Linked DNA regions of Mus musculus: region 2 is linked to region 1. Evidence: chromatin loops called from intact Hi-C (ENCODE). Cell type or tissue: left cerebral cortex. All regions are shown on one strand.

Region 1 (2,500 bases):
AGCCGTAGCCAGGTCAACTCTACTTCAAAGTCAGAGAAAAGATTATTTTGCAGGTGGCGTTTGCTACAGAACCCATGTGTACACTGGGTCACAGAAACTGCAGTGTTGTTGTATAGAAGCCTAAGAGAGGCACAGCTGACACCCCAAGGGGCCTGCATTTTTACAGGCAGCCAGGGCTTTGCAGACTGGTGAGGGATTATGCCTGCAGAGGGAGCAGAGGAGCCTGGAACCCATGACCAACTTCTGGTAACTCCCAACTCCCCTCCTGAAAGTCACTCTGGGAAGGTCCCTGCCTCGTCCCTCAAGCAGTGTGTCACCAGCAACTGGGCCTATTTATAGAAGAGAGATTTCCCTTCTTTGGAAAACGATTGCAATGACTGAATATCAAGAGGATCTCTACATCAGTTGTTTGTGGAGTACCGCCATGGTGGGCGGCTCAACCCCTACGCCGCTCAGTGTTAGACGTCTACACGGCTAACTGCAGGTCAGCAGAACCCTGGTAACTCATGGAGCTAACTCCATCCAATCACACAGTGTGGAAGAGACACTGGGGTTTGTGTGTGTGCAAGATAGATGCACAAATGATCTCCCGTCATGCTCCTGGGGTGGGGGTGGGGTGTCTGCAAAGAAATACTGTCAAGCTGCAACACTGAGGTCTCATCTCTCTGTGTGCTTGCCCCTCAAACATGCTCTGGCACTGACATCCTATCTGACACTCAGGAAGGTCCTGGGAGCAGATGCTATAGAGCAGTGGTTCCCAACCCGTGGATCACGATCCTCTTGTGGGATGCCTGACCCTTTCACAAGAGCTGCGTATCAGATATTTACACTATGATTCAAAACAGTAGTGAAATTACAGTTATGAAGTAGCAATGCAATAATTTTATGATTGGGGAGTCACTACAGTATAAACTGTATTAAAGAGTCAGTCACAGCACTAGGAAGGCTGAGAACCACTGCTCTTGGGGAGTTCCTGGGTTGCCTGTCGCCCTCTACAGGAAGACAAGTGTGAGCACCTTCAACTAGGTAACTATTCTGCTGCAGTGATGTAGGGACACCTTCCCAGTGACGCCCCAAATGGAGAGTGTGAAGGAGGGTTACATTTCATCTCTGTGTGGCTCTCTGGCTCCTCTTCATGGTCGGAGTCACCTTCCAGGACCTTCTTCGAAATATCCAGAGTGCCTTCTCTGATGATGGCACGAAGGTCTGACTTCAAGAGGCCGATTCTCCTGCTGTTCTTCAGGACCATTTTCATCGTCTAAGGATGAGGAGAAGGAAAATGATCAATTTGTGTCGCATTCCCGTTGCCAATCCCACCTGGACATCACAGAGCATCCTGTTATTGTTGAGGGGGTAGGGACAGTGGCTGTGGGCACTGACATCCGATCTCAAATGACACGACACCTTCTAGCTCCCCATGTGGGGCTGCTAAGCTTCCTCTTCCCCAGTACCCACACCCAGGCCCAGGTTACTCTAGGAAGGAGAGTGGAGGGTAGCTGGTCAGTATCTTATAACATTGTCCTTGATCCTAAGCAGACAGCTGTGGGGTCGGAAGCCTGCCTTCTCTCCTCTCTACCTCTTTCCTTGCTCTGAAGTCACCCTCTGGGTCCTGCACACCACAAGCATTCACCGTCTCTGAGCTACATCCCTGCTCTGTCTCTCTGCTTCCTGTTGGGAATCTTCAAGCATGAATTTAGCCTTTTGGAGCTGATTTACTGAGCAGTCAAGTGGGGGATGACAGAAACCTTTTCATTTTGTGACTTCATACAATAGGCACTTGGTCATCCATAAACTACAGCAATCTCCATGTTCCAGAGGAGGAAACGGCATTGGGGACGGAAGTAAATGTCCTCAAGGACTCATAAGAGCAGAGACTGGCCCAGAGTGGGCTCACTTTAGAGCTCAAACGCGCAACTCTGGTGGGGTGAGATCAAGGACCATAGTCACTGCCAGATGGGCCCATCTAAGTGTATGCAGCCCAGGGATGGCTTGAGGACCAGCCGAGAGCCCAAGAAACGCTGGGTGCTAATGGATGGGCTGGTTCACAGAGGATCTGGTAAGCTCCTCTCCAGCTCTGATGGACTTGGGCCCACATCCAGGGTCTGGCATCATACCACTGCCCCTTGGCACCAACTTGGGGATTTTTCCTTGATGCCAGTGTACAGAGAGAACTGAGGAGATTGGAACTTTTCAGGGCAAGGGACAGGGTGGGATCTTGCTGAGTGCCATGAGGCCTGGGGCCCCTTCTGCTTGTGGGCGGGATGAAATGGATGCCAAGTTTTGTGGATGCTCAGGTCCCTTACATACGTAGTGTTTGCTCACAGTCCGGACAGTCTTCTGTACAGCTTAGACCATCTCTGGAGGACTTGGGGCGCCTGGTACACTACACTCCGTGTGAATAGCTATTGCATGGTATTGTCCAGGGGACAATGACAAGGGATGACTGTCCACACACAGTACAGATGCAGCTGTCAAAGACCTTGGAACCATTTTCAGTGAG
Region 2 (2,500 bases), 310 kb after region 1:
TTTTTTGGTTTTTCGAGACAGGGTTTTTCTGTATAGCCCTGGCTGTCCTGGAACTCACTTTGTAGACCAGGCTGGCCTCAAACTCAGAAATCTGCCTGCCTCTGCCTCCCGAGTGCTGGGATTAAAGGCGTGTGCCACCACGCCCGGCTCAAGTTTTCTCCTTTTGAGCTCTGTCCTTGAGTTTATTTACACCATGTATTAAAATTGGGGGGTGTGGGCTGCCACAGTTCTGCATCCTCGAGATAAAGCCATTTTGGTTGTGTCTTTATATGATCTTGAATATGGCTTTCAAGTATTTTGTTGAGAATATAAGAAACCCAATGTTCCTTAGAGAAATTGGCCTTTGATGTTCTTTTATTCCGTCTTTATTGGGTTTGCTGGTAGGTCATCTTGGCTTCATAGGATGAGTCTGGTAGCGTCTTCCCCTTCTTCTTCGTGGAGTGGTGAGAGTGTTGGTGTCCGGTCATCCTCAACAATTTGGCACAACCTGCCCTGCATCTGTCCCGCCTTACACTTCTTAACCCCATCCCAGTCTCAGTGCTCATATCTTACAGATTTCATTGTGGTAAACTGCAGACATTTAGAATCTTGTTCATTTTTTTTCACTTGCCAACCTTTGGAATATAAGTTTTCAGAGCATTTTCTAAGGATCTTTTGGGTTTCATTGGCTCTATGGTAACAATTTGATTTTTATCTTTATGATACTAGTATAACTTGGAGTTAGTCAATCTTATTGATCTTTTCAGAGAGCTGGATGTGGTGACTACTTTTGTGTGACCCCTCTCCCCGAGTCTGCCTCGGTGCTTTCTTCGCTGCTCTTTATTTCTTGACATGAGCTGCGTTTGCTTTAGCTTCTTGATTTCTCTAGACCAGTATTTGAGATCTCTGAATTTTTAACACATCTGCTATTTCTGTCATCTATGTATCGATATCTGTTTATATTTGTCAGTGTAATACTTTCTTGAGTGTGACTATGCTGATGCTGTTGAGTTTTTTGGTTTTCTTGTTTTTTGTATACACTTCCTCAGATTTTATCAGTGGAGAATGACCAGCTCTTCTGTAGGGAGTGTAGCCAGCTCAGAATTCCTGACCTTTGACGGGAGGTCAGACACGCTTCTCCCCATGCCGTTTTCACAAGTTGCATCTTGGTTTTGGTCATTCTGACTCTGGGGATGCTTGTCTACACGGGCATCTGTGAGGATCTGAGCTCTCCTGTTTCTCTCGGCCTTGTTTTTCAGATGAGACGGAGTACGAGTACAGCGGGAGCGAGGAGGAGGAGGAGGAAGTGCCTGAGCAGGAGGGAGAGCCAAGGTACAGACGGCAGCCAGCCCAGGCTTCCCCGATGCCTGCCCACACTCTGTGAGGCTTTCGTGGAGCAGTGGACAGCACTGGCTTGCTTCCTGTCTGCCATTTTTCTCACCCCATGACAGATCTCTGTGAACAATTTCCCAAACTCTTGCCTCGTTTTTAGTTTTGTTTTTAATTCAATTTTATGTTTGAGGTTGAGGATTTAATGCTTTTGGCATTTATTGCTGCAGAAGGCACAAATGGTACAAGTCTGCTGCCGGACCAAAGTCAGTCCCACACAGAGAAGCGTGCAGCTCGGAGGCCAGCAGGCCCTCTGCTGAGAAACTTTCCCACAGCCTTATTTTCCCTACATGCAAATATGGTTGCCAGCCTTTGACCTCCATCCTTCGGGTGTCTTCTGCCTGCTTTAGCTCAGTGGGTTTACTTTCTTATGTTTGTACTTTAGTAATAGGTTCGCCCACAGCTGTTCTAGCTCTGGCCTTACCTTTGGTTGAGTACAGAACAAAACCAAGATGAAGGTTGTGTTGAGACCCATGGGAGCCATGAGTTGGGAATAGAAGTTCAAAGAGGGACACGGGTTTAAGGAGGTGTGTCTTGCCAGTCTGTGTGATACAGGCTTGGGGAACAGCCCCCAACGCAGAAAAGTCTCCTGTGAGGCCTGCTGCCATCTCTGATGATAGAAAATAGTGTCAGGGAACAAAGCAGGCTTGGTGTAGGCCAGATGAGAACGGAGGGATGCTGAGACCAGTGGGTGCTAGTACTTCTGTGCCATGATGCAAAACTAGAGGGCCAGAGGAAGACCCGACATGAAAGAAGAGTCCCGTGAAAGAATGCTTATCTGCTAGGACTGCATTTTCAGACATTACTAAGTCATAGAGGATGATGTGAGCCGTTGGAGCAGTAGGCATTGTCATCCTGTAGACTTGTTGATTTGGGTCACTCCTGGGCCCAGTCAGTAGCCCCATGAAGGGAACTGGGTGTTCCCATTGGGTCACACCCTACGAGGCCCAGGTGATGCATGGAGCCCTGACAGACCCTATCCCCTGCAGTTCCATCGTCAATGTGCCTGGAGAGTCAACTCTGCGACGTGATTTCCTGAGACTGCAGCAGGAGAACAAGGAGCGGTCTGAGGCTCTGCGGAGACAGCAGCTTCTGCAGGAGCAGCAGCTCCGGGAGCAGGAGGAGTATAAGA

Evidence for each region. A loop is a pair of places that touch in the nucleus more often than their neighbours do. Peaks named below come from ENCODE experiments on the same cell type or tissue, not always from the same donor. Only the 100,000 strongest peaks of a DNase experiment are listed, where the experiment ranks them.
Region 2: it touches region 1 in a loop (4-fold over the local background); 16 of 42 quality-filtered maps call a loop at or near these places.

The regions. Positions count from the first base shown.
Region 1 is chr1:39,679,741-39,682,240 of GRCm38, forward strand. It overlaps Rfx8 (regulatory factor X 8), which reads right to left. Exons shown (of 15, transcript NM_001145660.1): 11 at 1,102-1,258. Among named protein-coding and RNA genes, the nearest start is that of D930019O06Rik, 30 kb to the left of the region's middle. In left cerebral cortex, a CTCF peak has its summit at 1,008 (motif pointing left); a DNase peak (open chromatin) is centred at 1,010.
Region 2 is chr1:39,987,732-39,990,231 of GRCm38, forward strand. Map4k4 (mitogen-activated protein kinase kinase kinase kinase 4) reads left to right here. Exons shown (of 32, transcript NM_001252200.1): 11 at 1,239-1,311; 12 at 2,358-2,500. Among named protein-coding and RNA genes, the nearest start is that of Map4k4, 88 kb to the left of the region's middle. In left cerebral cortex, no CTCF peak of the experiment used is centred here; a DNase peak (open chromatin) is centred at 1,311; H3K27ac peaks cover 1,060 bases.